Linked DNA regions of Mus musculus: all the other regions are linked to region 4. The links are chromatin loops, found by intact Hi-C in ENCODE. Cell type or tissue: heart. All regions are shown on one strand. Each heading gives the region's core, and the rest is flanking DNA. Links, peaks and the distances in the headings are about the cores only.

The links. Peaks named below come from ENCODE experiments on the same cell type or tissue, not always from the same donor. Only the 100,000 strongest peaks of a DNase experiment are listed, where the experiment ranks them.
Region 1: a loop joins it to region 4, with 2.5 times the contacts of the local background. A loop is called at or near these places in 5 of 42 quality-filtered maps.
Region 2: it touches region 4 in a loop (7-fold over the local background); 10 of 42 quality-filtered maps call a loop at or near these places.
Region 3: it touches region 4 in a loop (2.9-fold over the local background); 6 of 42 quality-filtered maps call a loop at or near these places.

Annotation. Positions count from the first base shown.
Region 1 is chr8:70,749,880-70,755,400 of GRCm38, reverse strand. It overlaps Pde4c (phosphodiesterase 4C, cAMP specific), which reads right to left. Exons shown (of 17, transcript NM_001310465.1): 17 at 4,215-5,521. The coding sequence ends at 5,294. It overlaps Rab3a (RAB3A, member RAS oncogene family), which reads right to left and starts at 698. Exons shown (of 5, transcript NM_009001.7): 1 at 538-698. In heart, for the core only: CTCF peaks have their summits at 635 and 3,199 (motif pointing right); DNase peaks (open chromatin) are centred at 810, 2,080, 2,860 and 4,870; H3K4me3 peaks cover 1,895 bases; H3K27ac peaks cover 2,003 bases; H3K27me3 peaks cover 928 bases.
Region 2 is chr8:70,696,412-70,701,971 of GRCm38, reverse strand. Jund (jun D proto-oncogene) reads right to left here and starts at 4,233. Exons shown (of 1, transcript NM_010592.5): 1 at 1,356-4,233. The coding sequence starts at 2,914. The coding sequence ends at 1,889. It also overlaps a transcript of Iqcn not described here. In heart, for the core only: a CTCF peak has its summit at 1,158; DNase peaks (open chromatin) are centred at 1,261, 1,871, 3,091, 3,501 and 2 weaker places; H3K4me3 peaks cover 4,734 bases; H3K27ac peaks cover 4,930 bases.
Region 3 is chr8:70,557,742-70,562,741 of GRCm38, reverse strand. All of the region lies in intron 1 of Ell (elongation factor RNA polymerase II), which reads right to left. Among named protein-coding and RNA genes, the nearest start is that of Ell, 21 kb to the right of the region's middle. In heart, for the core only: CTCF peaks have their summits at 2,405, 3,567 (motif pointing left) and 4,175; DNase peaks (open chromatin) are centred at 741, 1,971, 2,431, 4,220 and 2 weaker places; H3K4me3 peaks cover 178 bases; H3K27ac peaks cover 3,377 bases.
Region 4 is chr8:70,608,200-70,613,706 of GRCm38, reverse strand. It overlaps Ssbp4 (single stranded DNA binding protein 4), which reads left to right and starts at 5,393. Exons shown (of 18, transcript NM_001372473.1): 1 at 5,393-5,507. In heart, for the core only: a CTCF peak has its summit at 2,738 (motif pointing right); DNase peaks (open chromatin) are centred at 2,756, 3,426, 4,106, 5,256 and 3 weaker places; H3K4me3 peaks cover 4,182 bases; H3K27ac peaks cover 3,904 bases.

The DNA of each region.
Region 1 (5,521 bases), core at 522-5,521, 140 kb before region 4:
AACACCTGCCCTGCATGCAAGAGTGGTGCTAACAGGCGAAACAAGCAGACATGTATGGTGTGTGCAAGCCCATGTGTGAGCACAGCTCCCTGCACCAATGCACGACTGTACCTGGCCATCCGGGAGGACACACCACACACGCGCATGGCTCCACACGCGTGTGAGCACATACTTGAACTAAGATCCACGCGCACCGCGCACGCGGACCATGCACGCACAACGTATCACAAGTGTGCACGCTGCGCGTCCTGCGGTCACTCGAGCCTCTCCATGCCCAGCGGGCGCGCACACGCGTGTTCACCCCACGAGCACGAGCACGCACAAGCCTCCCGCAAGGCCTGGCTTTCCCCTCCCCCTCTGTCGCAGAGCCCGGGCCCCAGGTGCCAGGTTAAGGGCGAGGGGTGCGGGATGCGGGACCAAGAATGCCAAATGCGAGACCCATAGCCACTACACCCGAGTTGCGCTCCCCTTGATCCCCCAGCTGTCAGTGAAACGCGGGCTCCTCAGTGTGTGGACCTGGGTTGCGCTCACCCTTACCCTCTCTAAGCTGAGACAACGCTGGCGACGGCGACCGTGGCGACTGCGCTGGCGACCGGGCCCCAGAAGAGGATGCGGGGGATGCAGGCGGCGGCGGGGGCTGCAGGCGGCAGCGGAGGAGGCTCAGGCCCCTGCAGTCCTAGCTGACGTCCTGCAAAGCCAGGGGCGGGGCTTTCTATGCAAACGAAGCTGTGACGTTAGGGGAGGGACTGCATCGACAGCCGCGGGACCACACTGGCCTGCGCCGGCAGAAGAGGGGCAGGGCCTGGTAAGCCACTGGAAGACGGGGCTCTAGGGAGGCATGAAGTTTCCATTGGCTGATGCTCTCGAGCGACGGACCGAATATCAAATCAGCGATTCCTACGTCTTTAGAGGCCCAATGGTGACTGCTAGGTGTTTGAAGGGCGGAGAGGCTGAGGCCAGGACCTAGCTCTGGTTGGAAACTTGTGGTTAGAAGTCCTTGCTTTTGAGACGTGAAGCACTCAGGAGTTTAGGTTTTGTTTTGAGAAATGGTCTCAAGTAACAAGCTGGTCTCGAACTTGCCAAGTAGCAGAGGCTGATCTTGAACTCTTGATCCTCCCGCCTGCACCTCACAAGTGTTGGATTGGCAGGCATACATCTTGATTACATTTTAGGGCTCAAAAAACTCATTAAAGACCACACAGAATTTTTAGTCCCAGCACTCAGAAGGGAGATGGAGGCAGATCTCTGTGAGTTCGAGGCCAGCCTGGTCTACAACGTGAGTTCCAGGACAGCAGGACTATGAAGAGAAACTTTGTCTCAAAAAACAAAATAAACAAGCAAATAAATAAATAATTTTTAAAAAAAGAAAGAAAGAAAGAACTGTTTTTTGATGGGCTGAGGATAATTCTCAGTTTGGTGGGGAACCTGCATCACAAAGACCTGGGTTGATCCAGGCTCCTGTTCTCTGCACTGGGAGGAGAAGGGAAGGAGGGGAGAAGCAGAAGTCCAAGGTGATCCTCAGTTACATAGTGTCTTAAAGTCAGCTTGATCCACATAAAACCCTGCCTCAAAGAAATAAAGGAGAAAATCCGGTCTGTGCAAAGAGAAAAGGGTCTGATGAGTCCCCAGAGAACCCCTTGCTTCCTTGCGCACTTAGGGCTCAGAAGTATCCTGACCCATAAGTCTTCCAAAATTGTAATGAAAGACCAAGGAAGCAGAGAAGATTCAAGAGTAGCTGCCCAACGCCCTTTACGATATGGACACTGGGACCCGGGTAACCCTGTGTCTCAGGAAGGTGGGCGCAGAAATGCAGACTTCCAAGCCGCTATGATACACACGACTCATTCCTGCAAATCTGCCTGTCAAGGTGGGAATCTGGGGTCTATCCTATTCTTCCTCTCCGTGCGGCCGGGCAGGGTCCCCATCGCTTCCATTCCCACAGGAAGCAGAACTGGGAACGTGTCCTGGCCCTGTTTATAGACCTCCCCGCCAGCTGCGGAGGCGCCAATGGACCAGAATAACTTGTCGCCTGGATGCTCGTCCACCCCCGCGAGGAGCCTGGAGCCCCGCCCAATCCGGGGCCGCTGGAGGAAGCTTATTTCCTGCTTCCCCTGCACTTCATGCAGAGACACAAAGTGACCATCAGTTTGTTACTTAGCGAGCTCCGGGCCCACGCGGAGGCTACTGTGGGGACCGGGACCGGGTTTGAGGACAGAAAGGGTGCAGGAGGAGCCTGGGACACTGGAGCCTGATTTGGATTTATTCCGAAGGGATAAGGTTAGGGGAGGAACCCATTTGCTTCCACCACCAAGCAAGGGCTCCAGGAGAACTGTGCTGGTAGCTCAGTAGGTGGCAAGGCTTCATCGGAACACTTGGAAAGCTGAGGCAGGAGGGTTGTTGAGTTCTTTATCATCCTGGATCACAAAGTGAGACCCTGTTTCATACTATAAACGTGTGCGGGGAAACTGCTGGCATGGTAACAGAAACCTTTAATTACACAGCACTTGGGAATTTCTGAGTTTGAGGCTCCCCAGAGAGGACAGCACAGCTGTCTGGAAGAATGAAGCAAGTGTGTTAAAGGCCTGGGCAAACAAGAGCACAGGCAGAAGAAGGGACAGAGGGAAGCTGTTCCTCAAATCTTTCTAAGTTATATTCATTTATTTGTGTTGGAAAGAGGGGAGTGTCACAGGACAACCTAGGAAGTCAGTTCTTTCCTTCCAGCACAAGTCCTAGGAATGGAACTCACGTCATCAGGTTTGTGTGACTTCCAAATTCTCCCACAGTGAACACACATGACTTTGTTTAACAAGAAATCTCTAAGGGTCGCCTCTTAAGACATCTGGAAGGAAGAAGGAAATGTTCCAGTGTGTGACCCCAGATGGCCTTTTGTGCCTCCTGGGGATGAATAGCCCGAGTCATAATATTTACAGAGGAAGTCGCCTGCCACTCTGGCTCCTTGGAGGCCTTGGTCAGGTGCAGAGTTACAGGCTCAGAGGGAAAAAGGAAAAGGGAAAGAGAGGGACCCCCCCCCCCCCATGGCACATGCCTGTTACCCCAGCCAAGCACTCGAATGGTGGAGGCAAGAAAATAACGTTAGTGTCATCCTCTGCGGCAAACAAGTCTGACATTAGAACTTGAGACCATGAGACCTTGTCTCAAAACGGCCAAAGAACTGTTTGGAAAACAAACAGGGAATCAGTCATACCGCCAGGGGGCACCAGTGCCCACTCTTAGTATATAAGCTCTGAGGGACTAGTTATGACTCAGTTTCCACACAAGAGAATGAGTAGGTGTCGCGGCTATTCCTGGTTGTCAACTTGACTATATCTGGAATGAACTACAATCCAGAATTGGAAGGCTCACCAGTGACCCTAATCTGGAGGCTTGGAGATAGAAGTTTCTGATCTGGATCTTGGTATGGAGATCTTAAGACATAGTGGCTATGGCTTCCAGAAGATTAAGACAGGGAGATCTCATGGGCTGGAGAGATGGCTCAGTGGTTAAGAGTACCGCTGCTCTTCCGAAGGTCCTGAGTTCAAATCCCAACAACCACATGGTGGCTCACAACCATCCGTAATGAGATCTGACACCCTCTTCTGGTGCATCTGAAGACAGCTGCAGTGTACTTACATATAATAAATAAATAAATCTTTAAAAAAAAAACAAAAACAGGGAAATCTCTGAGTTCAAGGTCATCTGTGATTAAAGGTGTGGTGGCACACACCTTTAATCTGGGCTACACCTTCTGCTGGAGACCTACATAAGGACATTGGAAGAAGGAAGGCTTTCTCTCCTTCACCTGCTTGCCGTGTAGGACTGAGCAACTGCTAGATCCTTGGACTTCCATTCACAGCTGCTGCTGACCACTGTTGGGAGTTGAACTGCAGACTCTAAGTCATCAATAAATTCCTTTACTATATAGAGAATACCCATAAATTCTGTGACTCTAGAGAACCCTGACTAGGGAACGCCTATGGTGAAGAGAGGTGTGCCGGCACTCTGGTTTGAGAAGCCCAATCTTGTCAGAGACAGGGATCCTCATTGACGGGAAGACTGAGGCCTGCAGTGCTCTTCTATTTATTCTATTTTTGCAGTGATAGAAATGGAACTCAGGACTTCCCAAAAGCTAAAGCTCTGTTACCAGAGCCACACCCCAAGCCCCTCATTGGGCAATTCTAGGCAGAAGCTCCACCCCTTAGCCACACTCCAGCTACTTTTTTTTTTTTAAAGATTTATTTATTTATTATATGTGAGTAACCATTGCTTTCTTCAGACACAAAAGAAGAGGGCATCAGATCCCATTTCAGGCCACACAGTGGTGGTGGCACATGTCTTTAATCCCAGCACTTGGGAGGCAGAGGCAGGTGGATTTCTGAGTTCGAGGCCAGCCTGGTCTGCAGAGTGAGTTCCAGGACAGCCAGGGCTACACAGAGAAACCCTGTATCGAAAACAAACAAACAAAACAAAACAAAACAAAAAACAGATCCCATTACAGATGATTGTGAGCCACCACGTGGTTGCTGGGATTTGAACTCAGGACCTCTGGAAGAACAGTCAGTGCTCCTAACCACTGAGCCATCTTTCCAGCCCACTTCCAGCTCTTTTTATTTCTAGTCAGGCTGCCCAGCCTGGACCAGCTGTCTCCACACACACACAGCCAAGTCTGGGGGATGCCTATGGTGAAGAGAGGTGCACCAGCACACTGGTTTGAGAAGCCCAATCTTGTCGGAGACGGGGATCCTCATTGATGGGAGGACTGAGGCCTGCAGTGGTCTTCTAGGAGGGTCACCGGCCTCCTGATATCTAAGAAGAGTCTTGTGCAGCCAATGGTGTCAGGAGACACCAGACCTCAGTGGGAAGTGTTCCCCGCCCGCATTTTACGAAAGGGATTCCCCCGAGGGACTCAGTAAAGGCTTGCAGCTGGACTGGTGAAGGCAACATTGGTTCCATCTTTAGTGCCAAAAAAGAAACCAACTAAACCATAACACAGAGTCCGACTGCATGTGCTGAAGCTGACGTGCAGACTGCAGCTGAGTCTAAGTCTGTCTTCTGAGATGCAGGAGTCGGCGCTTCCCAGGGCTGGTGCCATTCCAGTCTGTGGGCAGAGCTGGTCCCAGCCTCCCTCAGGCTTGGCTCTGTGTAAACCTTGGCTGTCCTCTTTGAGTGGTGGAACGTCATCAGTGCCCATAGGTGCCCATGGCCTGACCAGGACTCCACGGTCCACACTAAGCTAGCCCAACTCTTGTTGGACAAAGCAGACCCTGGGCTCTGGGCTGGCCTTAGAGGACAGGAGTTAAGTGCTGGGTAACTCTGAGGACTCCCTGTTCAGTGCTGTGCACTGCCCTTCATCCTCCTCTTCCTCCTCTTCCTCTGCTTCCTCCAGGGTCAGCTCAAACTTGAACCTGTCCGAGCCCATGGTGTGTGGAGGGCTGCAGGGAATCCTACTCTGATACCACTCTCTGTTGTCTTCCAAGGTGTCCAGAAGCTCCTGAGCATCGGGGTGCACTAGGTCAGCCCATGT
Region 2 (5,560 bases), core at 227-5,226, 89 kb before region 4:
CCTGAGAGGGACAGGGAAGAGGGGAACCAAGATCAGGACACCCCCTTTTCAGAGCACATAAGATAGAGGCCCACAAAGGAAGAGTATAGCTTTCATAGCTGCTGCAAAACTCCACCATGGTACCCAAGCTGGAACTCTTATGTGCCCGAAGCTCAGGAGAGTGCCTGCCCAGGAAACTCAGCCCTGGGCTCCATCCTCACACTGTATGAACTAGATTGTCATCCCAGCATCCAGGGAACCTATGTTCAAGCCTTTTCATTACTAGCTTTAGTCTTACTAGACAGGGTGTGTAGCCTGGGCTGGTCTAGGATTGAGGAGTCTCCCGCCTCGGCCTCCCAAATGTTAGGATGATGCCAGAACCAAGCTGGACCCACAAGAGTTCCATTCAGGGCGGGCAGGCAGGCACTCAGCAGCTGTCTAGGGACACCTGCCACCCACTGGGACTTACCATGTGACCTATCACCCACAGTGACACCCTGAGAGCCTCAAGACCCAGGGTCTCAACAGCAGTGGCCAGGGCTGACAGGAAACTGTATATATAACATGGGGGAGGGGAGGGGAGACGAGACCTAGGGTCAGATGTTCCCACTGGGCTGAGCTGGACGACCTTGATTAATCTGCTCTAAGCCCAGGGCACTGAAAACGGAGATGAAACAGGCAGGTGTGATGGCACATACCTTTAACCCCAGCACTCAGGAAGCAGAGGCAGGGGGAGCTCTGGCTGGTCTGCATAGAAAGTTCCAGAACAGTCAAGACTACATGAAGTATCCTTGTCTCAAAAATAAAGATGCTATGTGACTCAAGACAATTGCTTTACTTCGCTGAATATTGTTTCCTCAAAATAGAGCAGGTGCTGCGAGAAGGGGGCGTGTCAGGGAGATATTTAAATGCACCTACATGATTCTAGGCTCCCACATAGACTTGCAGAGAAGGCTCTGGGTCTGAGGTACCCTTTGAAACCAACAAAGGCGAATAAAATCTAGTGAGCACAGGCTGCAAGCCCAGCTCTTTTCTGTATGGATGAATCCCGGAGGCCCCAAGCTTGTAAGCACTTCCTTCTGCCCCTTCCCATGTAGTCACTCTTCTTCCTAAAGGATATACCAGCTAAATTGATAGGCTAGTCCAGGATTGCGTCCTGGTGCCACCTGGACCTGGGCCGACAGCGTGCACCTAGGTGGCGCTCGCTGCGCAGCAGATGTGCAGGCACGGCCCGCGCCCACGCCGCGTTCCCCCCCCCCAGGGGGGGGGGGAAGAAGGGGAGGAAAGAGGTTAGAGGAGGAGGGAGGGGGATGGGAGAGGGCTAGCCCCGCCCACCCTCAGCCCAGGCGGGGGAAGAAGGAGGCGGACAGCCAAGCTGGCGTAACGAAGACTTTACTGAAAACACAAAACCGGCGAACCAAGGATTACGGAACAGGAATGTGGACTCGTAGCAAAACAAAACCAAACAAAAAGAGAGGGGATGGTGTCGGGAGGAGAGAGAGCGGGGGGGGGGGGAGGGGAGAGGGTTTTTTTTTTCTTCTTCCCGTTTCTTTAAAAAACCAACACAAGGAAACACACACTCAACACGCAACCAACGTTTGTTCCCGAGTAGAAACATAAATAGGGCGGAATCGGACACTCCCGTTCTCTCTTCCAAAAGGCAAAAAAAAAAGGAAAGGCAGAGCGTGAGGCTGCGCGCCCCTTAGAGCCCCTACTCGGAGGTACAAAGGGGCAGCCACGCGCAGGACTGGGGGTAGAGAGGCGGCGCGAGGGCGGGGGTCGTGCGCTCGGGTTCCCCATCCAGAGTTAAGGGGGGTCCGGCTTGTCGAGTCCGGGGGCACCGAGTCTCGAAAGAGTCCGGGGCGCCCCCCCACCGCAGCTAGTCCGCGCATGCGCCCCGCGCTCGGGCTCAGTACGCCGGGACCTGGTGCTGGGGCAGCAGCTGGCAGCCGCTGTTGACGTGGCTGAGGACTTTCTGTTTGAGCTGCGCCACCTGCTCGCGCAGCAGGCTGGCGGTGGACGCCAGCTCGGTGTTCTGGCTTTTGAGGGTCTTGACTTTCTCCTCCAGGCGCGAGATACGCTCCAGCTTGCGCTTGCGGCATTTGGAGGCGGCGATGCGGTTGCGCAGCCTCTTGCGCTCCGCCTTGATGCGTTCTTGCGTGTCCATGTCGATGGGCGACAGCGGAGGGCTGTCGCCGAAGCTCGGCACGTCCGGCACGGTCTGCGGCTCGTCCTTGAGCGCGGCCAGGCGCGGTGGATGCGGAGGTGGCGGCGGCCCCAGCGCGCCCGGGGGCGGCGGGAAGGGCACTGGCTCCGCGGCGAAAGCCACGGTGGCCGCGCCCCCAGGGGGCCCGGCGCCACCCGCGAAACTGCTCAGGTTGGCGTAGACCGGGGTCTCCGTGGCCCCGGGGGTGGCGGCCAGGTCGGCGGGCGCGGGAGGCGCGGGAGCCCCTGAGGTGGCCGCGGTGGCCGCACCCAGCTGGCTTTGCTTGTGCAGGTCCTCCAGCGCCTTGACGAAGCCTTCGGCGAACTCCTGCTCCTCGCTAGCTGCCACCTTCGGGTAGAGGAACTGCGTACTGGTCGGGGTAGTGGTCACCAGCCCGTTGGACTGGATGATCAGCCTCTCCAGCTCCGGCGACGCGAGTTTGAGCAGCCCAAGATCCGGCGAAGCCAGCAGCCCGTCGGGGGCGCCGTCGGGGCGCAGCGCAGAAGGTGCAGTGGCCGACCCTGGTTTCAATCCCGCCGCTCCCTGCTCCGCCAGGCTGAGCGTCAGCGCGTCTTTCTTCAGCATGCTGCTCGTCGGGGGCGCCCCGGGGAAAGCGCGGCCCGGGGGCGCGAAGCCACCACCGCCGGGGGCCCCAGTAGCACCAGCGACGCTCGACGCACCCGCAGCCAGGCCGCTCAGCGCCTCCTCGCCATAGAAGGGCGTTTCCATCCCCACCTTCCCCCGCCGCGCTCGGCCCCGGGGCGGGGGGAGTGGCCGCGGCCTCCCCGGGGGGCCCCGTATGCCCCCCAGTCCGCTGCCCGTACAGACCGGCTCCGATGCCGGCCGCTCTGCCCCGCGCCGCCCGCGCGCACTCTTATAGCCTCGGCCCCCGCGATGAGCTCACCGCCCCCGCTCGCCATTGGCGCGAGGTGACGTCGTTGATTTGCATAAAGGGGCGGGAGCGGGACGCCCTCGCCTGGTGGCGGCCGCTGTTGCCAAGAGCGACGCTCGCTACATGGCACAACAACGCGCTGCATTGTGGGTTGACGTCATGGGGGTGGGGCTGAACGCGGTTTGGCCGGGTCACCACGCCCAGCTTGGATTGCCGGGCAGGCTCTGTCCCTACCCTGCTGTTTCTTGCCTCTCCTCCCTTTCTCTTCCTCCCCTCTTTACTTCCCTCTAGATCTTGCCTCTCTGTTTCTCAAACTGGACCTCATCTGTGCGTCTATCTCTCCCCTGTCTCTGGCACTTCTGTGGCGTGATGTGTGGAGCCTCATAAACCCAGGCCCTCTGTGAAGCCACGCCCCGCGTCACGCCCACCGAAGGCACGCCCCTCGGGGGCCGGGCGCCGGCCAGGGTTCCTCCGGCTGGGAGCTGGCAGGTGTGGGCAGGAAGGGGGAGGCAGAGGAGGGTCCCTTGGAGAGTCCCCACAACTACTTAGCTCCTTGTCAGTTTCACAGGGTGGAGTCGAACGCCCTAAAAGCTGACCTCCTGCCTTTTCCTTGGGGAAACTGAGGATGGGATGTGTGGAGTCCAACTGCAGCCAGGGTAGCCATCAGTTGTAGGTTTTTTTCTTGATCTCGGTGAAAAAAAATTTTTTTAATCTTTGTTTTGGGTCAAGACAGGATCTCATCCTCTAGACTCCGCTATTCATGAACTTAACTTCAGTCCCCCTGTTTCATATTCCCAAGTGTGGCAGTAACAGGCCTGAGTCTCTTAACCTCGGCCTACAGATCTCGGTTTTTATTTTACATGCTGGTGTGTTTGTCTGTGTGGTTGTGTATCTGTGTTTGTCTGTGTAGGTATCTGTGCTTTGTGTGTGTGTGTGTCCAGGAAGGTCAGAGGAGAGTTGGGAGTCTGTTCTCCCCGGTGTGGCACTCTGGCTGTCCGACTTGGGTGCAGTCACGTTTACTTTCTAAGCCTACCCTATGGCCCTGGATTGGGACGTTTTGAAACAGAATCTCACTCTGTACCCCAGAATGACCTCCCGAACCCCCCAAAATCTCACCTCAGGCTTCTGGATGACTAATATATGCCATTGTGCCTTGCTTCGGTTTCAGTTATTAGGACACCCTGTACCCTAGCTGACCAAGACTGAGGGTGATTTCACTGCCTCAACGTGAAAGACGTGCCCATCACCTCATCTTAGCATGAGATTTGAGTCTTGGGTTTGTTGAGTTTTACTTTGTGTTTTGAGCAAGGATCTCTCACCTTCCAGCTGGGGCTGGCTGGGAACTTACAGATGTGGACCTGCTAAGTGCTAGAGTTAAAGGGCACTATGCAAAAGCTGTAACCCAGGTTGACCTGGGGCTCCTGCTGATGGAAGTTCTGGGGTGAGCTTGTGGGGTTTTTTTTGTTTTGTTTTGTTTTTGCCTTTGTTTTGAGACAGAATTTTTCTGTAGCTCAGGCTAGACTTGAGAAGTGATCCTTCTGCCTTCTATGTGCTGTAAGGACAGGCATTTACCACACATTTGTCCTCCCAAGGACAGAACTAGGGTGCCAGGCCTCTGGACAGCCATGGCAGTACACGTTTTTACTCTTGACTCTTCTAGAGCCTGAGGTGGGTCCCAGAGTGGAGCCTGCAAATGAGAATCCGGACTGGTAATTACCCTCTTAATTAGTACAGTATGCCACCAGGCCTGATGCAGGCTTTTCTGCTTGCTGGGAACGGAGGTGGAAGAGGTGGGAGCAACAAGTCCCAGCACACTCAACACAACCCTTAGAAGACCAGAGAGGAGTCTCATCCCTTCTCTGTGACTCCTCTCCAATCTGTACCCCATTGGAGCTCCTTTGCACCTCAGGACCTTCGCCCAGGCCATTGAGGCCTCAGAGGGTTCTCCCCCCTCCCCCCAAACCCCCGCCCGAGCCTTGACCAGTTGTTGCCTCAGAGAGCCACACACCCAGGTTTTATCCCCTTTTGTAGGCAAGTGACCATCCAGAAAGATAGAGTGGACTCTCCCCTCACCACACACGTGGGGTTTGCGCTTCGCGAGCCATATCCCAGCCAGCACCCCCTCCCCCGCCCCCCGCCAAACGACTGAGCCAGCTAGTGCTGGCCCAACGCCAGCCAGCCCCCGGCGCCAGGCCTGCCTCTCCCCGGGGCCGTACGGAGCTTGGCGGAGCGCGCGAGGCTCCGCCCTGACCTTGGGACTTGGCCTTGGCGGGTGGGGGATGGGCGGGCGTGCGCTCTGGAGGCGGTGGTTTGAGCTGACTGGGGACAGGTTTACGTACCAAATTAAGTTTTACCTCTGTTGAGACTCACTTTCCCTATCAGGCAAGGAGAGCATTTTGTAGTGGCATGGAAAATGTAAAGAAATAGTAAGACCTGAACATTTTTGGTTGCTTTTCGAGACAGGGTTTCTCTGTGTAGCCCTG
Region 3 (5,000 bases), core at 1-5,000, 50 kb after region 4:
TTTAATCCCAGCACTTGGGAGGCAGAGGCAGGCGGATTTTTGAGTTCGAGGCCAGCCTGGTCTACAGAGTGAGTTCCAGGACAGCCCAGGGCTACAGAGAAACCCTGTCTTGAAAAAAACAAAACAAGAAAAAAACCTGCTCCTCCTCAAATGCAAGTGCAAAGAGACCAACTACAGACAAAGACAGGCACTGGACAGACAATGGACAGGTCTTTGGGGTCCTCAGGCACAGTACTCCCTGACCCTGAGTTGTGAAGTCAAAGAAAGTCATGACCATTGCACACGGGCTACCTGCCCCTTCTTCAGAACCCTGGCCCCAGGAGGCGCAGCACTGCTCTCAGTGCCCTCCTGAAGAGGATGTGTGTAAGTGCTTTCCCACCCTGTCTCACAGCGGGGGTCATTTCTCTCCTACAGCCCCAGGCACTCAGGCTGCTCTAGTCACCTCTGTGGGGGTGGAGGTGCCACTGTCTGCTGAGCTCACTTGTGGGTCTGTGCTATCTGACAGGCTCAACTCCATTTGCCGCTGCCACTTTCCCTTGCAAGGAACTTTTGTCCACTGTCTTCATTCTGTGCTCAGCAGAACCTGCATAAGCAGTAACATCAGTAGAGAAGTGTATCAGAGGAACTGCCCCAGGTTGCATGTCCCCACGTGTCCTTTGTCGGGGTGACACACCCTGATCTCCAGTCAGGCTGTGCAGAAGCTGATGACAAGCATCTGCCAACTGGCATTGCTTCAGGAAGATGACCAACGCCCAGCACAGAGAACCAATTACAATGTCCACATTTATGAATCCCCCTCCTGCCCCAGCCACTCAGTTGGCTGTGACAGCAGTGTCAGGAGGTCAAGAGCAGCCTGGGCCCTGCCCTGCAGCACAGAAGCCCAGTCATGGAACTTAGGGCTCATGAAAAAGCCTGAGTGTAGAGATACACACTGTTATACTGTCAGGATCTGATCAGAGAGTGAGCACAGACACTCAGGGTAGACTGTAATCTCCAGTCCTCACAAGGCAGGCTGTATTCTCACCCAAAGCCAGCTAGGACAAGCAGGCCCAACTTTAACAAAAAGAGAGGTAAGTTCTCTGGTATACCCGCCTACTGGAGCTGTGGCATATGTCCCTGTGTCGACAGCACTTGCAAAGCTAAGGGGATGGCAGGAAGGACTGCAGGCTGGACTCCTCAAGTTTTTCTTTGGATCCATTTATCATCTGTCTTCAGACAAAAACGGGCTTATCTTCAGGGTGAAAAGTATGAAGGGAAGCAGCTGGGCTCTGCTCTGGGACTCTGCAGTAGAACTGACCTTGCAAAAAAGTCACTTTTGGGAAGTTTCTCAACAGTTCTATCAGGTCAGGAGAATCCTGAGAAGATCGAGGGAATGCATGCCTGTCAGCCTGCAAGCCCAAGACTCCCTGTGGCTTATGTCTCCACAACCTCAGATCTCAAGGTCCCTCCAACAAGCTCTAGCCTCCTCCAACAGCTTTGCAGGAGTCTTCAGAAGGAAATCTCACTAGGGCATCTATCATCACAGCTCTAATGCTCAGACAGTGACCAGCTTGGTCTTGAGCCCTCTGTGAGGCTTACACAGAGCTATGAAGCCAGTGTTCCCACTGTATATTGCTCTTGCAGCTGTCTACCTGGCTGACTCCTGGTATGCTGACAGCCTTGTCCTAACAAGGTGGTATCTCATGGTCAGCAGGCACAGTGGGCACAAGTGTTAGAAAAGCCCATCTAACAGTGCTAACTCCTGAGCTGACAGCCTAGCATGGGTTGAAAGGAGGTACACAATGACACTGACCACACATACAGCTCTGGAGTCCTCTGACCCCTAGCCACCAGGCACAGTTGGGTCCTGTGACTTGCTGGCTGGTTCTCCAAGAATAGCTCTTCCTGTCTCTAGAGTGTTTTAAGAACTCCAGGCACAAAGCTGCATCAGAACACACATGGCCCTCCTACCCACCCACACTCCACACATGGGTGCACATGCACACACATAGAGAGATAATCTGTGCACAGACACACCTACTTGCTTTCCCAATCCTAGACAAAGGCTGGTCTCTGGTGCACGAGTCAGAGACACTTGGGGGGGTCTCTAGAGAGGGGTGTGGCCACAAGCTCCTGAATTCAATACCAGCTTATCAACTGCCTATAACTGGATGCTTCTCGGCCATTCTGGCTACGAGGAGGATTTCAACGTACACAGCGCCAGCCAGGGAGGAAAGGCCTTATAGGAACACGAGTTCCAGAATGGTCCCAAAGAACCTGGAACCTGTCCCACAGGCAGATACTTAGATGTCACAGGACTCACCAGTGTGTCTTGTGGAGAGAGGCAGTCCTCATCAATGTTCCATGTGCATCACACTCAAGAGAGCTGAGGCTCAGGCAGCTCAGCAGGGCAGAAGCGCCCTCCAGAGGGCCCAGAGTAGTAGGATCTACAAAGATCAGGCCTACAGCAGCCAGACACACTTCCTCCTTCCTTTGGCAACAGCCTTCTTCCTGGCTTAAGTTCAAGGGCAGGAAGCAGCTTTGCTGAACACTCCTTGCCCTTGGCCATGAGGGCAACCCAGGAGCCAGATGGCAGGAGTTGACTCTCACTGTAGTCTATGACAACAAGTCTATGCCCATGATGGTGAGACGTCATGGCAAAACTGTGAGACAATGGCCAAAGCTATTGACACTACTAAGTGCCAGCTAGGACACAATGGAACTCTCAGCACCACTGTGCAAATGTGGCATCACCACTGCCACAGGTGAAGTCTCCTTAAGATGCTACCTTGAGGTCCCAAAAGTTCACTCCTCTACACAGCCTCAGGGGAGTGGAGGTCACAGAAAGAAGGCAATGGCACACACCTACTCCTCACACTCAGGAGGCAGAGGCAGGGTATGGGAAACTTAAGGCAAGGCCTCTGTACATCAGAGGCCAGCCTGGCTATATGCTATCTCCAACAATGCCTCAAGCAGAATGGAGTAAAAGCACTGGCCAGACCAGGAAGGTGGCTCCTAGGAACATGGATGAAAACACAGACACAGCGATGTACATCTGGAATCCCAGCACTCCTGTGGCCAAAAAAGTACAGACAGGAGTGTGTGCCTGGAGAACAGGATCGATTGCCTCTGAGGGACAGAGCCAACCACTCCAGAAGGGGCTCTTCTCTGCTCTGTTCTGAGACAGAGGTTCACTGTGCAATGCTGACTGACCTGGAACTCAAGACCAGGTGAGCTCCAAACCTGATGATTGCTGGGATTAAAGGCACGTGTTAAAAGTGGAAAAACAAAGATGTCCATGGTTTTTCAAATCATGTGGGTACATGTGTTTCCGGGGTTGATGGAGCACATGAATGAACTGTTTTATCATATAATGGGATAGATGGACCCTAATGGTACAGACCCAGCATCCTCAGTACCTTGAAGGGGAAAGGCCACCCTAGGCTACAAAGAAGGACCCTGTCTCAAAAATACCCAAACAAAGGCTGGAGATATGGCTCAGAGGTTAAGAACACTGGCTGCTCTTCCGAGGTCCTGAGTTCAATTCCCAGCAATGGTGGCTCACAACCATTTGTGATGATATCTGGTGCCCTCTTCTGGCCTGCAGGCAGAACACTTTATACATAACAAATAAAACTTAAAAAAAAAAAAAAAAACGAAACAAGAGGCTGGAGAGGTCCAACAGTTAGGAACACTTACTGCTCTTGCAGAAGACCCGGGTTCCATTCCCAGTACATACATGATGCTTATAACCATCTATGGCCCCAGTTCTGGGAGATCCAATGCCCCTTCTGAGCTCTGAAGGCACCAGGCACATGGTGTGGACATAGACTCAGGCACACATACATCAAATTAAATAAACATTAAATAACAAAAGGGACATGCCACAGGTGGAAACGCAAAACTGTCATCCCAGCACTCCAGAGGAGGTAGAGATGTGAGTTCAAGGCATCTTCCACAAAACAGACTTCAGGACTGGGCTAGGTGAGCCTGTTTCAAAAGCAATCAGCTGCCTCAGGGCATGGGGACTGAGAAGGAACAGAGGGTAGGCATGGGAGAGTGGAAGAACTGTGCACGGTGCTGTACCAAAGGCTCAGAACTCACCAGACCTCACACAAACAATGCACATACGAGCTTGTTTGTTTGGACATGAATAGTTCCCACAAGTTCAGTGTTTGAACACTCTGTCCCTGCAGGTGGTGCTGTGTTAAAGGTGGCATCACCAAAGGGTGGGGCCTAGCTGGGGAAGGGGAAAAATGTGGGCAGGCTTTCCTGTTCCTGGCCCCACTGGCAGTCTGAGATGTTTTTATCTGTTGTCGGAGTATGTCCAGCCACAGTTCCTGCTACCACACATCAAACCGCTTTAGCCATAAGATTCAAGGGACAAAAGCAGCACATGAGTCCCTGTCCTGTGTCCTGCCATAGTGGCAGAAGAGTAAGCTGGGCAGGGACTGAGGCAGGGTGGGGATGCTATGAGAAGCCTTAGCACATGGGGCAGACTGGCAGCAGCAAGTGAGCAGGTTCTGCACTTCCACAAGGCTCTGTACAGCATGTTCATGGTGGGCTCCAGCAATGAATCTGGCTGTGCCCAGCCTTCAGGGAGAGTGTACCTAAAACTAACAGAATAAGCCAGGCACAGCAGAGCAGCCTTTATCCCAGCACTCAAGGCAGAGGTAAGTGGATTTTTCTGTGTTTGAAGCTAGCCTGATCTACATATCGAGCTCCATGCCAACCAGAACTGTACAGTGAGACCCAATCTCAGAAAATAAGCTAAACACAATAAACTAGCAGAGGAAATTTCAAGAGAGCAGAGCACCAGGCTTTGGAATGATCCCTATCCACTGCTCTTAGTCAGACTACAAGCAGAGAATAGACCAGGAAGATGTGGACAATGTACACTGTGGGGAGGTAAAGAGCAAATTGAAAGTGGACAAGGTGGCTGTGCAAAGCACAGAGGGGCTGTAATTGCTCAGAGCTCAATGGGAATCTGACATGGACCTGGTTCTAACATAACAGGAAAA
Region 4 (5,507 bases), core at 508-5,507:
AGACACCTTGATGTACCACAGATGATGAGTTTTTTAGAGTGGTTCCATGCACACTTGAGGGCTGGCCTGGAACTTGGAGAGCCATCTGCAGATCGCAGAGCTGTTTCCAGGCGGGGGGAGTAGGCCTTTTGTTGTTATTTATATTTAGTAGCCCTGAGTCTTTTCAAAAAACTGTTGTGTGTGCGTGTGACACTTAAGAGTATATGTGACACTGTGTGAGTGTGACATTGTATGAGTGTCCCTGGAGACCAGAGGAGCCACTCCAATCCCCTGCCAGTGTGAGCCACAGGGGCAGGTACAGGAATGGAATCTGTGGCCTCTCAAGATCAGCAAGATCTTTTCATGACTGAGCCGTCTCTCTTAGCCTATGATAATGAGGCTCCAGACCTGCAGCATTACCATTCTTTACAAACTCTGCAATTCTAATCAATCTGCAGAATGTGCTATGTAGGGGTCCCACCCCCAAACTTAGTCAACAGGTGACAAGGGAATGGGGGGATGGACTCCAGGGCCTAGTGCATGCTGGGTAAGCAGTTTACCACCTATGTACCAAACCTGAGATTTTTCCCATTTAATGTCTGGAAAGAAATTTTTTTTTCCTTTTCTTTAAATATTGTTTCTCTGTGTAGCCCTGGCTATCCTGGAACTCGCTCCGTAGACCAGGCTGGCCTGGAACTCACAGAGTATGAACACTTACCAGTCTGGTATAAGATGGAGCAAAATCATCACTATTTGGCTAAAGGCAATGTAGTGGTAATAAAATCAGTCAATTGTTATTTAGTTTTGTTTCATGTGTATTGGTGTCTTGCTTGCATGTATGTCTATGTGCTGGTGTCGGATCCCCTGGAACTGGAATTACAGTGAAGAACCAGGATGACTTCATCTTCTGCTTGGAAACTTTTATAGTAAGACAAACTAAGTTCATTCCCGTTTTTAATTACATTTGTTTCTCAAGGACTGGGCTAGGCCCCACCCCTAATCTTAACTACAAATGGCTCTGTGCTGCTTCTTCCAGGCTCATGTACCCCACTTATTTTACCCACCAAATCCCCCATTTGGAAATCCTCTACTCTTGAGCTATAAGACTCTTGTCTTTTTTTTTTAATTAGGTATTTTCCTTGTTTACATTTTCAATGCTATCCCAAAGGTCCCCCATACCCACCCCCCAGACTCTTGTCTTCTTTACATTCAATTCTGTCTTCTTGAACCCTGCCTTATGTAAAAATGCTTGCTTTAATTAACGTTGCCACCTTTAATTGGATCGTGGTCTTCCTCCTCCAATGTTTGGGACAAATAACAGTTGTGAGCTGCCATGTGGGTGCTGGGAATTGAACCAGAGTCCTCTGAAAGAGCAGCCAGTGCTCCTACCAGCTGAGCCTCCCTAAAACAACTAATTAAGCCAGGTTGGTGTCGAAGGCCAGTAATCCCGGCCTGCTGAGGCAGGAGATGGTGAGTTCCAGAGACCTACAGTTTCTCAGAATTTGAGATAATCCAATGCATAAATATGTAATGCCATTTGGAAGCTCACAGGGGAGCACCTGTCATGCCTAGTGTCACCAAGTGTCACACATTCACTCTGAATGTGGCTGCCGCGGTCACCATCGTCCTCTGCTGCTATCTCGTGGCCACATCTGGAACTACAGCCCATGGCTGTTTTGAGGGTCAGGAGAGAATGGGATGCAGATTCATCTGCTCAGCAAATACTTATTGGGTTCTCTTCACGAAATGAGAGTTTGTGAGACTAGCATGCATTACCAGCACACCCCAAATGAGGAACCGGTGTTTGGTTCTGCTGTGCAACCCCAGGCAGGTTGCTTTGTCACTTTGACACTGCTCTACTCTATGCAGTTGTACCAACGCTGGGTAGGAATCAGCAAAAGATGAATTAAGCCCTGTGCTTGGCGCTGAGCTGAAGATCCGAGGTCGGGTGGAATGGGGTACTGCTGGGCGACAGGGCTCGGTCTTGCGGGGGACCAACACGTATCAGAAGTGTATCCTGTCTCAGGATCGGTGCAGCTTAGAAGTTCTCAAGCGGTGGGAACAGTCTGCGGGCTGCGCTGAACCTCCCGGCGGTCGACCGGGCGCCAGGGTGCGGTCTAGTGAGGGCGGACGTCTCTCTCTCCTTCCAGCGTGGCTCCGAGAGAGCAGAGGTTGCGCTGGCACCGCAGCACAGAGCAAGCAGCGTCCAAACTCGGGCTTTTGCACCCAGTAACTCTACTTTGGGAACTTCGTACCCCGAGAGCCAGAGGCACAGGTCGCCCTCAGGACTCCTTCCTCCTCCACTCCAGGTCCACGTCTCCGGGCTTGCCGCGTGCACCAGCTGCGGCTGCCCCCTTCCTGGTGTTGTTTGGGTTTTAATTTTTGTGTTGCACTTAGAAAATTACCCATAATTACAGCTACGGAGAGGAAGCAGTCTCCGTGTACAGCCGTGCTCCAGCTGTGCAGCCTCCAAAGCACAGCTGGGAGGGGCTGTGGTCCCGGACGGAGCGGGAGGGGATGCGTTTTGCAGCGACTCCCGCGGCTCGCGGTTCCCCGCGAGGTGGCCCGGGTGTCAGTCTGAAGCACCCGCTGTCAATAATAGTGACAAATGAGGTGTTTGGTGAAATCTAGAGAGGACATCAAAAGGCATGGGGACAGGGTAGAGAAGGGTGAGGAAGAGGAGGGAGGAAGAAGAGGAGGGGAAAAGATGAACGAAATAAGGGGAAGAGAAGGGTTGGAGGAGGAAGAGGAGGGGGAGGCAGCCCTGCAGTTCCGGGCCCGGCCACACGGGGGCGCGGCGGAACCGGCTCCTCTGGTGGATGGGGTTGTCATGGGACAGGATCTTCTAGGGAAGAAAGTTTAATCATTCTGTTTTTTTTTTTCTGGGGGGGGGGGTCCAGTTTGCAGAGCCTGGCCAGTTTAGGGAAACAGGCAATCTGGTCCCTACTGCACCCGAGAGAAAAGGGAGCAGGTGAGGGGTCCCCTCAAATGCCTTCCATCCTCGTTAGTCCAAGTCTGTGGCCAGATCACTGTATTTGACGCGTATACTTACTGCTGTGCTTATGCGTGGGAGCACACGTACCATTGTGCGTGTATAAGTCACAAGAGTAGTCAACAGTTTCCATCATGTGGGTGCCGGGGGCTAAACTCAAGTCATCAAGCTTGGTGGCAAGCGCCTTCACCTGCTGACATCTCGCCCAAGGGAAAAGTTTTCTGGGCTCACCATCAGCCACTCATGGTGGCTCTTGAAATAAAGCTCTCCCACTCGCGAGCTGCCGTCTCCAGCACTTTAACCGTGCGTGTGTCCCAGGGCTGGAACTGGTTTGAACGTTCACTCACTCCTTCCACTCCTGCAGTGTCAGCCCTCTCACTTCCTCTCCCTCACGTGGGCGGGCCCCCGTCTATGCCCAAACTGGGTGTGTGTGTCCTGCAAGCTCCACTCCCCGGACTTTCCTAGCTGTGTTTGGGAGCGCCTCGGTTGCCATGACGACGGCGCAGTTGCTCCCGCCCGCAGAGCCTCCCCCAAGCAGCCTTCAAGGGCTGCGGGCGCCCCCCCCCCCCCGTTCTTTCCTCCTCCCAGCGTCCGCCTCCACTCTCCTCCGGGACTCCCACCGTCCTCGCTGCCGCCGGCCCTCCCTCCCTTTGTCCGGCTCTGTCTCCTGCTTTCCCCAGCTGACTCTTTTCTCCAGGAGTCGTAGCAAAGTGTCCCCGCTGGGTCCCCAGGGCCCGGTAGACAGCAGGCGCTCAATAAATAGTTCCGGGGGTTGGGGTGGGTGAAGACACTGAATCAAAAATTTGTGGCTGAGAGAGGGGAAACCTTGCGTCCTGGGCATCTCCAGACCTTGGGGACACAATTGAGGGTGGAAGGAAACTCGGAGCTGCGTGCTGTGCCTCCCGGCTGCACTCGCAACCTCTCTGTGTCTCGCTGAGAACAGGGCCTGCAAAGAGCTGTAGTGCGCGGTGGCCCAGGCGCACCGACGGCCTTCCTGGCACCCAGCAGTCGCCAGCCCCGCGGCGGGGAGAGGAAGCTGGGGGAGGGGGTGGCGGGCCAAGCAGGAAATGGGAAAGGCCGGCGTCGGCCCAGCTGAGCCCTGGGGGAGGAGGCGGGGCGCGCCCCGGCAGCCTTTCCTGAGCGCCTGGAACCACGGCGGCTCGGCTTCCCGCCCGCCCACTAGGGTGGGGGCGGGGAGGCCCGGGCTAGGGGATCTGCCTGCACCAGGGACACCACGCGAGACTTAGCGCCGTGGTGACCTGCATGCTGTCACACTCACACAGGAAACCTGAGCTCATGACTGCGCCACCGGGTGCTGACGACCCACCTGTGCGCAATCTCCAGCAAGTCCCCACTAAACCCGTCGTGTCCAACCGGGGACACTTGCAGCGATAGCAAGCCTTAGCCTGGATGCTTCCCGACGCCCATGCGCCACGACCCCTCGTGCTCTCACGGGGCCGCGTGTTATACACGTGCGTCTGCGCTGGAGTGGGGGAAAGAAGCATGCTCTCATTCCCAGCGTGCACCCAGAGGTGGAGGCAGGAGGACCACCTGTTCAAGGAGCCTTAGTGAAGTAGAGAGCTGGAGGTCAGCCTGGGCTACAGGAGACACCGTTTTTACTCCGACTTTGAGACAGGGTCTCACTATGTATTGGCTGCTGTCCTGGAACTCGCCATATAGACCAGGCTGGCCTCGAATTCACAGAGATCCTCCTGCCTCTGTCTACCGCGTTAAGAAACACTTTCAGAAAAACAAACAAAACGTGCTTGGTCTGGGGTTCAGTCCTTACAACGCTGGCATGCATAAAAAAAAAAACAAAAAAAAAAAAACCGGGCTCTGTGCACAGCACACAGACCAGGCTAAGTGGCACACGCCTGTCGTGCAAACGCTAGGGAGGCTGAGGCAGGAGGATTAGAATTTCAGGGTTATCTGTTTTATGTGTTTGAGACAAGCCTGGCCTATATGAAACTCTCTCAAAAGGGCCCCTCACAGCCCGCAGCGCTGTATTGGCTCGCAGAGAGTGTCCTGGGAGTAGAATGTCATGGGCGCATATCCTGTGAGCCCAAGAGCCTAGTGCAGTTCCTGAGTCGAAACGGAGATATCCACAGCACCCCACCCCCACCCCCAGATCTGTACAACTGGGAGTCTTGCTCCGCAGCCGAGGTATGCTTGGAGCTCGCGGCCATCCCCCTGCCTCAGCTTCCCAATTGCACAAATAGCAACTGCTGGAGCGCGTCCCGGGCTTGAATATCTTTGGGGGGAGGTATTGAAGTCTGTACTTATTGGTGCGCAGCCTATTGGTGGGCAGTGCCGCCCCCGCGGGCTCTGCGCGTGCGCGCTCCCAGCGCGCGCGCGGGGGGGGGGCCCACCCGCGCTCCCGCCGTTGCCACTTTAAGAGCGGCGGGAGCGCGCGGTGGCGGTGGCGCGCTTCCCGGAACAGCCCGGGGAGGGCAGCGCGGCGAGAACCCACCCGCGGCCGGAGCTCCCGCGCGGACATGGCCGCGGGGATCGGGGCGCGGGCAGCGATGGCCACGCG